Linked DNA regions of Homo sapiens: region 2 is linked to region 1. The links are chromatin loops, found by intact Hi-C in ENCODE. Cell type or tissue: HepG2. All regions are shown on one strand. Links, peaks and the distances in the headings refer to the core of each region. The heading gives the core; the rest is flanking DNA. Region 1 has its middle 280 kb from the start of CHAC2. Region 2 overlaps LOC105374600 (a long non-coding RNA gene).

Evidence for each region. Hi-C counts contacts between places; a loop is a spot of excess contacts. Peaks named below come from ENCODE experiments on the same cell type or tissue, not always from the same donor. Only the 100,000 strongest peaks of a DNase experiment are listed, where the experiment ranks them.
Region 2: a loop joins it to region 1, with 2.6 times the contacts of the local background. A loop is called at or near these places in 1 of 110 quality-filtered maps.

What each region holds. Positions count from the first base shown.
Region 1 is chr2:53,489,227-53,494,611 of GRCh38, reverse strand. No RefSeq gene overlaps it. Among named protein-coding and RNA genes, the nearest start is that of CHAC2, 280 kb to the left of the region's middle. In HepG2, for the core only: no CTCF peak of the experiment used is centred there; no DNase peak of the experiment used is centred there.
Region 2 is chr2:53,580,727-53,586,111 of GRCh38, reverse strand. It overlaps LOC105374600 (a long non-coding RNA gene), which reads left to right. Exons shown (of 6, transcript XR_940087.4): 5 at 4,734-4,960. Among named protein-coding and RNA genes, the nearest start is that of CHAC2, 180 kb to the left of the region's middle. In HepG2, for the core only: no CTCF peak of the experiment used is centred there; a DNase peak (open chromatin) is centred at 2,321.

The DNA of each region.
Region 1 (5,385 bases), core at 56-5,055:
TAAGGAACACTGTGTAAAAAAAATGTTGACTACTTCTTGCTTATTTAAAGGCCATTTTAATCTTATGTGGCCATTGATAGGTTGCTTTGTAGGATGCTGTGGAATTTAAAAAGAAACATCTATAGAGTCTCATTCTATAGGGCAATAATTCTCACACTGTGGTCCTGGAACCAGCAGCAGCAACGTCACCTGGGAACTTGGTAGGATGTAAGTTTTTCTGTGGCCCTGCCCTGAGATGCAGAATCAGAAGCTCTAGGGTTAGGGCCCAGTCATCTTGTTTGAACAAGCCCTGCAGGTGGTGCTGATACACATTCAAGTTTGAGTACCCCTGCTCTTAGGGTAGCATTATCTTGGACTGTGTACATGTATGCATGTATGTGCTCACACTGGAATATTACACTCCCAAATAAACATCAAAAAGTCTTGAATGTAGAACAAAGTAATACTTTACCTACTCTGTAAATGTATGCCCAGCTCACTTCTGGCTCTGCACAGCTTCAGGGGCCTGGGCTTTCCCTAAACAGCTGGTCTGAACTGTCCCTTAAATTTGTTGGTAGCGTTAATGATTCAGTCTTTGCTACACTAGCTGTGAAGCTTTGAAGGTCACTTATTTTAAGACACCAGTTAAAGAACAATTACCACAAGCTAGGTACTGTGCTAAGAACTTTGCTTTCAATATCTTTTTAACCCTCAAAACAACTGTATGAGTAGGTGTTTTAATCTTCATATCACGTGAGGAAACTGTAGCTCAGAGAGGCTTAAAGAATTACTTAAGGTCGCTCAGATGATAAATAGCAAAGACAGGATTTAAACCCGTGTTTTTACCTATTATATGCTACCTATGGTTGCTGGTCACCATTAGCAAAAAGGCTTTCCCATTGGCTGTTCCTGTCACCTATGTCCTGGAAGCCTGGAGCGCCAGGTTTCTTTCCCCAACAATGGTTTACTTGGAGTTTGGATCTGACAATTCCATATGCTCAGGTAAAGAAGCATTAGCAGGATACAAAAAGGTGTTTTTGAGAATTCTGAAGAATCAAAAAAGGATGAACATGAGGAACATGTTATTGGAAAGTGGAGGAAAGGGAATCCTTGTTATATAGCAGCAAAAACTTAGATTATCCTACAGCTTTGGGGAAAGCAGATTTTGTAAGTGATAAAACTGTACATAGCTGAGTAGCTTTGGGAGCAAAATGTTGAAGATGTAGATTGGTTTCCTTCCTCTCTGCTTCTTTCCTCCCCTGCTCCATCTGTTCTTGTCTTAGTCTGCTCAGGCTGCTATAATAGAATACCATAGACCTAGTGAGGAATAAACAATAGAAATTTATTTCTAACAGTTATGGAGGCTGTGAAGTCTAAGATCAAGGTGCTGGTAGGTTTGGGGTCTGGTGAGGGCCTGCTTTCTGGTTTTTGCTGTAAACTCACATGGGAGAAGGGGCAAGGGAGCTCTCCAGAACCTCTTTTATAAGGGTACTAATCCTACTCATGAAGGCTCTACCCACATTCTGTAATCACCTTGCCAAAGCCCCACCTCCAAATACAATCACTTTGGAGGTTAGGATTTCAACACATGAATTTGGTGGGGCAGAGACACAATATTTAGTCTGTGGCACTTCTCCTCTCCTCCCCTCCCCTCTTCTTTATCCCCTGCCCTGACTCACTACTCTGGATTTGGACATGTATTTCCTTATTTACAAGCAACTTGAAGTTCACAGTATTTTTCAGTCATTTCAGCTTTTACTTTAGATTCAGGGGTGTATTATTCTGTTCTCACTGCTATGAAGAAATACCTGAGACTAGGTAATTTATAAAGCAAAGAGGTTTAATTGACTCCCAGTTCCACATTGCTAGGGGGAGCCTCAGGAAACTTACAATCATGGCAGAAGGCAAAGGAGAAGCAGGCACCTTCTTCACACGGTGGCAGGATGGAGTGAGTGCCAGTAGGGGAAATGCCAGACGCTTATAAAACCATCAGATCTCATGAGAAGTCACTCACTATCACAAGAATATCATGGGGCAACTGCCCCATGATCCAATTACCTCCACTTGGTCCCACCCTTGACCTGTGGGGATTTTGAGGATTATAATTCAAAGTGAGATTTGGGTGGGGACATAGAGCCAAACCATATCAAGGGGGCACATGTGCTGGTTTGTTACATGAGTATATTGCATGATGCTGAGATTTGGGGTATAGATCCCATCACCCAGATAGTGAGCATAGTACCCAATAGGTAGTTTTTCAATCTGTGCTCCCTCTACTTTCCCCCTTCTAGTAGTCTGCAGTATCTGTTCTCATCTTTATGTCCATGTGTATTCAATGTTTAGCTCCCATTTATAAGTGAGAACATGCAGTATTTGGTTTTCTCTTCCTGCATTAGTTAGCTTAGGATAATGGCCTCCGGCTCCATCCATATTGCTGCAAAGCACATGATTTCATTATTTTTATGGCTGTAGTATTCCATGGTATATATGTACCACATTTTCTTTATGCAATCCACCACTGATGGTCACCTAGGTTTGTTTATTCCTTATCTTTCTTTTGTAAATAGCACCATGATGAACATATGAGTGCATTTGTCTTTTTGGTAGAATTATTTATTTACCTTTGGGTATATACCCAGTAATGGGATTGCTGGGTTGATTGGTAGCTCTGAGTTATTTGAGAAATCTCTAAACAGCTTTCCACAGTGGCCGAACTAATTTACATTCCCACTAACAGTGTATAAGCATTCCCTTTTCTTTGTAGCCTTGCCAGCATCTGTTATTTTTTGACTTTTTAATAATAGCCATTCTGACTGGTGTGAGATGATATGTCATTGTAATTTTGATTTGCATTTCTCTAATGATTAGTGAAATGGAACATTTTTTGTTGGGCTGTTGTATGTCTTCTTTTGAGAAGGCTCATAGTATTTTTTGTACCCCAATTTATGTTGTTGGTTTGTATTATGTGCAATTTTATTCATTCTCCTTGTTCACTTGTGAATATTTTTAGGAGGTGGGGAAATTCATATTTGGGTGGCTGCATTGTCTTATGATGAGATTTCTAATCCTTGATATTCTTGACATTTTTGGCCAGATAATTTCTTTGTTGTGGGGGACTGCCCTGTACATTGTAGGATGTTTAGCAGCACTCCTGGCCCCTACTCACTAGAGGACGGACGGTAATAGCTATTTATCCCTCCACCCCGCATCTTGAATCGTGACAACCAAAAATGTCTTTAGAAATTGCTAAATGACTCCTGGGATGTAAAAATCACTCCCTAGTTGAGCACTGCTGTTTTATAGGAATCTTCCCATCTCTTTTTGCTCTACTTCTACACTTTACTTGGGAATTTCCTCAGCTTTATCTTTCATTTCTGTCAGCATGACTTAATATTTGTTGTTGTTCTCATACTGTTTCTTTAAAAAAATTAAAATAACATCCTTTTCTTCTTCTATAAATGTGATGTTTTTTCTTTCCTTTGACTACATTATTTATAGTTATTAGCTTATTGTTTTGATTTTTCCTCTCTTACCTTTGTTTCTGCTAAGTACTTTTATCCCATTGGTTTGTTTTACATTTTGTCTTTGTAAGGAAAATGGATGTGCTTCAATCAAGACTAGGCTGAGGTAAAAATCTGGTGCAGCATGACACAACAGGATTAGAGCACAGGCACACAATCCCGTGCATTATATAATCACAGTTGTGTAACCATGTCACGGGTGGGCTCATCACCTGGCTCTGACCCACGGTTGTCTATGAGTAATATAACTGCACTGCTAACTCTGTGAGAGGGAGCCAGCTGCTTTGCAGGCAGACAGAGGGGAGCCAGAAAGCGGTGAGTGCACCAGGGAGTGCAGCTGCAGGCGTGGGGGTGGCAGGAGCTGTGGAGCTTGTGCTGAGAGGGAGTGAGGCTGGAGTGGGCAGCTGAGACAAAGACTGTTGGAGAGAGAGAGAATAAAACCATATCCCACTGCCTATGATCCCTTGAGTGTTCTTTCAACTACCCGTCACTCATCTACCAGCTCCCCTTGGACCCCAGCTTGGGCTGGAACCTGACAGTCTTCATGTTAGATGGATTTTCTAAACTGATCACTATTGGTTAAAATTCATATTTATGAGTGAGACACTACAATACTGATTGGAAACCCTTTGTATGCATGTGGGACATATTTGTTGGTCTTCAGTGTAGGGTAACTGGATAGTAATCCCATCATTTCATGGGGGAATCCCTAATGTCAGTGTCTATGTGTCTTTTCTCTTGGCTTGATTAGTTCCACCAAAGAGGAAGCCTCTAATTTTCCACTTGTTAGTTGGCATTTTGGGAGAGGCTCAAGGGAAGAGGCCAGGGCAGTAGGATAGGGTAGGACAGGTGAAACCCACACTTTCCTTGTCTGTTCTGTCTTTTTCATAAACGCACTCCCTAAGCTTTTCCAGGTTCCTCTGCTACCAAATCCTTCATATTTTAATCTCTTCAAATAATAAACATGTGGTTTTCTGCTAGGGCATAGAAGGAGATCAGGGGCTTAGCTGTTTCTTTTAAAGACTTTGAACCAATTCTCCTACTTTCAGTTTTATGCCTTACTATTTTCTTAAAGATACCTGATACCTGCAATTCTTGGGCATTTGCATATTGCTGTTTGATGCCTCCTGTCCCCAAACAGCACTTAGCTTTTTGTGTTTATTTTTTAGGTCAATTGCCTCTTACTGATTTGTTTTCCAGTTCCTAAAACTTGCTGTATTATGGGAGAGAGTTGAGATAAATGCAAATACTCAGAAGTATTTTGTGCAAATAAATTAATATATTCAGTCAATTGTATTCAACTGGAGCTCCAACATGGTCTTTATCTTAGCGTGCTGGTTCTCAAAGTCTTTTCAGACCAGCAGCCTCAGCATTACCTTGAATACAAGGTATTCAAGGTAATACCTTGTTAGAAATACAAATTCTTGGCCAGGCGCGGTGGCTCACGCCTATAATCCCAGCACTTTGGGAGGCCTAGGCGGGCGGATCACAACGTCAGGAGATTGAGACCATCCTGGCTAACACGGTGAAACGCCGTCTCTACTAAAAATACAAAACATTAGCCGGGCACTGTGGCGGGTGCCTGTAGTCCCAGCTACTCGGGAGGCTGAGGCAGGAGAATGATGTGAACCTGGGAGGCAGAGGTTGCAGTGAGCCGAGATCGCACCACTGTACTCCAGACTGGGCAACAGAGCGAGACTCCGTCTCAAAAGAAAAAAAAGAAAAGAAATACAAATTATTGGCTGGGCACAGTGGCTCATGTCTGTAATCCCAGCACTTTGGGATGCCCAGGATGGAGGACTGTTTGAAGCCAGGAGTTTGAGATCAGCCTGGGCAACACAGTGAGACCCTATCACTAAAAAAAAAGAAAAACAATTAGCTGGGT
Region 2 (5,385 bases), core at 283-5,282, 91 kb before region 1:
TGATCATAATGATAATGAAGAAAAACTTTTCAATTATCTGTGCAATTCTGAATTAGTAGAGATAGAGTGTACAACTTCTGTGTTCCCTGTGGTTTGTTCATTCATTCCTCCATATATATACTATAATTAATAATTATGGTCCAGTGGAGGATACAGACAAGAAAAAAGGCAGGTAGCCTCCAAGGAGCTATAATTATAATGAATAAATACAGCTATACTATATTAATAATTATTAATTATTATATATATATACAGGCACACTTGTTTTCTAGGTACTATGTTAGCAGCCCAGGACAGAAATAGTCCTTATCCTCATGGAATTTAACATTCCAGTGAGAGGAGACATAAACAAGCAAATGAACTGGGATATGAAATAATTTCAGCTATGATTGAAGTGCTTTCTAGGTTATGTAATAACTTGGTCATGGAGAGCCACTTCTTGAAAATGGATCACTCGTAGGCAGGGAGAAGAGTTCCTAATGAATCTAAAAATGCCAAAGAAACAATAGACACTGGAGACTACCAGAGGGAAGAGACAAGGAGGGGGACAACAGCTGAAGAACTAACTGTTGCGTGCTATTCTCAGTACCTGGGTGATGGGATCATTTGTACCCCAAACCTCAGCATCATGCAGTATACCCAGGTAACAAACCAGAACATGTACCTCCTGAATCTAAAATAAAAGTTGAAAAATAAAATGAAATAAAAATAAATTTAAAAAATTGCCAAGGAAAGCACATGTGGTAAATGAGTGTGTTTCCCTAGACAGCATTATTAGATGCTATGGAGTGCTGATCGGGGAGAGGCAAAGACATGCAGGGCGACCTGAGCAGCCCTTTCATTGGACTCTTTCTAAGGTTCTGGCGAGGCTTCTTCTCTGTCCTGAGCTCAGACCACAGCCCAGTGGCACGCCATGGCCAGGGAGCCCACTTGCTTTGTAAATGCAAGCCCCCGGGCTGAATGACTAATGTCTTGGAACTTCCTTCTGAGAGCACCAAACCACTGCCAGTAATCATTAGAGACCCCTCATAAGATCTGAATAGACAAAGTCATTCATGTTAAAATTAAATTGGGTTGGGCATGCTGGCTCACACCTGGAATCCCAGCACTTTGGGAGGCCAAGGCAGGTCAATCACCTGAGGTCAGGAGATCGAGACCAGCCTAGCCAACATGGTGAAACGCCGTCTCTACTAAAAATACCTAAAATTAGCCGGGCATGGTGGCGTGCGCCTGTAATCCAAGCTACTCAAGAGGCCGAGGCAGGAGAATTACTTGAACCTGGGAGGCGGAGGTTGCAGTGAGATGAGATCATGCCACTGCACTCCAGCCTGGGTGACAGAGCGAGACTCTGTCTCACACACACAAAAAAATTAAATTAAAAAAATCAAATTCTTGGCTGGGTACAGTGTCTCATGCCTGTAATCCCAGCACTTTGGGAGGCCAGGGTGGGCAGATCACAAGGTCAGGAGATCGAGACCATCCTGGCTAACAAGGTGAAACCCCGTCTCTACTAAAAATGCAAAAAATTAGCCAGACATGGTGTTACGTGCCTGTAGTCCCAGCTACTCGGGAGGCTGAGGCAGGAGAATCATTTGAACCTGGGAGGTGGAGGTTGCAGTGAGCCGAGATTGTGCCACTGCACTCCAGCCTGGGTGACAGAGTGAGACTCTATTAAAAAAAAAAAAAAGAATCAAATTATTTTGCATAAAAGCAAAAGAGAGATTGTGAATTCTCCACAATTGATGGCTGAGCTTGATGGGTGAGATGACAAGTTAGATGCTGCCAATGAGGAAAGTGACAACAACAAAAATAGCTACTATTTAGTGAGTGGCTGTCATACGTTGGCACTACACATAGATTAATTCATTTGATCATCACATAACTGAATTCTGTAGTCGTTACTATTCTTGTTCTATCTTGTACTGCATAGGAAATTGAGACTTAACAAATTTGGAAACTTAATATTTCCAAATGTTACACAGCTGTAAGGGGTGGGGTTCAGTTTGAACTCAGACAGTCTAATTCCAGAGCCCATACCACACTACCTGAAAATTATCCCTGTTTTCCTACAGAATGCTTGGGTGCACATAGGCTACTTCCTGCAGGTTAAATATGGGTGTCGTCAGAAACCAGGTCATCTCATCACGGTCTGGGTAAACTGTCATTTTCACTTGCTCGTATATTTCTTCTATATAAACTGAAATATGGCCAGTGTCACTTTGCAGAAGCTAGTGGCTTTCTGTCCCTTCAAAGTCAGAAAATGTTCATTCATTAAACAAATATTTACTGAGCACCTACTACAGGCTGGCAGTGTTTTTCAGAGCACACAGCACTTAACTCTTCTAGCTCCTCTCTCAGAGAGACCATGGGATTTGTGTGGCCACTTCACAGTAGGTAGTCATCTATAGTTGATGCAAGACTGTCTGTCACCAGATGAACAGCTTGTTTGCTTATGTATGACCCCGAGTCCTGAATGATTGACTATCTTTCCTGTTTTGTCAATTACTGAAAGATATTAGCCTTTCATTCTGTTAGGCAAAGTTTTCTTCCCTTTATAGGAGAATACTCTTGCACAAACTTTCCTGCTGTGACATTAATTTTAAGATCCACCTTCTTCTCATTGGCAGTTCTTTTAGATTTGTTTTTATGGAGAATAAATTTTTCCTTTTGCATCTGAGCCTCCCACCGCACCATGGTGTTAACTGGCTGTGAAAACCATTTCTCTGTGTGTAGCTAAGGCAGACTAGTAAGGGTGGAGGGGAATCCAGGGGTCAGAGGGTAGGCAGAGGAATCCAACTATTTTCTTATCTTGATTAAGACAGTTCTGAGCCATGAGGGAAAAATACGGCTGTCATTTCTTTACAGGTTGGTCCCTCATTAGGACAGGTTCTTGTGACCGTCATGGAAACATGAACTTTAAAGCTGAACAGATAATGGAGTATAAAGGAAATCCCAAATAAACATCGATTTAAGGATTGGTGTTCCTCAAGAGAAACCACTGTTCTATACTCTTCTATCTAAGCAATAGAAGATGAGCAAATATTTAAACCCAGGAATGATTTCTAATGTGAATAATAGAAGCCCTGACTACAGGCTTATTTGTTTCATGTAACAAGCTGATATTATTAGCTCAGTGGCTCAATGACATTAGAGCTAGCACGTCTAAGATTCTCTTGGCCTTTTTTTTTTGGATAGCAAAATGTTCCAGCTGAACATCACATCTGTGTTCAAGGCAGGAAGAAAAGGGAAAGAAAAAGATAGTGGCAAGCATGTCTCTTGCTTTTGTTAGGAAGGTAAAACTTTTCCTTAAGGCCCCTGCCTGACTTCCCTTGACAGGTCGTTAACAGAACTGGATCATGTGGCCATCCCTTGATACAGGAATGTGTGGGAAAGCTGGCAGTGGGATGGTCATGATTGATTTAGACTAGTCAAAATTTATTCTGTGGGATGGGACATATTTTCACTCTGGTCAAAATTAAGGTTTTATTAGCAGGAAGATGGAGGAATAGATACTATGTAGGCAGCTAACACTGTGTACCCCTTTGTTCATTTTCCTTGCCATTGGGAGCCACATGGAACAGGCTGTTCCATGAAAGCCCTAAAAAGACCTCTTTTCTCAGCTTTATTCTCACTGTGATTCAGGGCACAGCAGGCACCATGAGCACCCACTTTGAGAGTGGGGAAATGTCCTCATGTGGAATCCATATGTTTTCAAGGGCACTACCTCCTCCTCAGATTCACACCTACGTGGAAACCAACAGGTTTACGTCATTCCCCAAACCCCCTCTAAGCTCAGTTCTAAAATCTTTAGATAGCTGCAAAGCAAACAGCTGAGCTTTTCTGCTCTACACACACACACACACACACACACACACACACACACACACACACACATTTTTGGGCTGATAATAAAGGGAAAAGTGGGATTTCAGTAACAGATGACTATTTCAGCCAGCAAATGCTTTTTGTGTTTTAAATGAAAAGCAAAACTAATCTCCAAGTCCTAAACATTAGAGATCCAGAGATAATGCACAATGAAAGAATTCAATGTTAGTACCAGGGCTCTACCCAGCAGAGAGGAAATGCAGGTTCTATCATTTTTGGCAAATAATTGTCCACACACTGACTTTTTATTTCAGCCTTGTCTTATGTTAATGTTCCCTTGTCCCAGAATGTGTCCTCCCTTAGCAGCGACAGATTTGACTTATGGATAGTTGGGTTGTGGTCTTGTTTTGTAAGTCAAGGTTGGAGATGGTTGGAGAGAGGGAAGGGTAAGACAGAGAGGGAATATCCAAGACATAGTTTGTCATCTCGGAGGGGCATCTGTTACCCAGGACCACTCTTGCAACAGTGCACTAGAGAGCGACCAGTAGAGTGTTGCACATTGTTGCTGTCTGACAGTTATAAAGCTTAAATTAACTGCATTACCTTTCTTGAGTGGAGTGGAGGTGGGCCACACATTCAGTACCCAGAAACATCTTCTCTTGATCAAGAAAGGACTGCTAAATCTTTCATATTGCAACTTCATATGAAGTTACGTATGACCCTTTCATATTGTAAGTTACATACATATTGAAGTTACACATGACCCTTTCATGTTGTGTCTTCCCCTCCATACTTTGGCCATAGCCATAGTGAACTCAACCACAGCATTCCATGTAACACATCCGATTTATTTATTTATTTTATTTTCAATTTTTTTTTATCACATGCTTTATTTGTCTGTCTCCTAGATAAAAAGTTTTATTGGCCTCAGGCTGAAGTTTGCAATTATATTCCAAATACCCAAAGTGGGTATATTATTGACGTTGTCCTGAGAGAGGGACAGACAGTTTGACTGTGTTGCTTTCTTTGGAGTCAGTTTTGGGGCTGTTAAGGATTACCTGGAAACATTAGATGAAGCTGGGGCTGGACACTTCTTCTCAGGACAGAAGCACATTCATCTAAATGGAAATCTAAGGTGAGTTGTCACTGTTATACTCAATGACAAAGAGTCTGACCCTAGAGTTAAATTAGAAGTAAGTCAAGGATTTGAATGTCCCCAGGCTCTGGGCAAGTGGTCCTTTCCTGTGTTTAAAAGCATAGAGGAAATTTTCTTTCAACATTTATGCTTTAACTGAATTGCAGGTGAGTGAAAATGCAAACGCTGGATTTTCATAAAGAAGCTTTGATTATTGTTATTTTTTTTATACATTTAATAGAAAACATTAAGAAACAGAGAACTTAAACGTTGCTTTTGGCTGCAGGTAACTTTAAATGAAAAATGAAGTCAGTGCTGTTTCCTTCCTTCTTTTATAATATGCTTATTCATTTAGGAGTTTTTAATCGACTCTGTGGAAAATAACTGAAACAAAATATTTTAAGTTATTTGAGCCAAGCAATTCA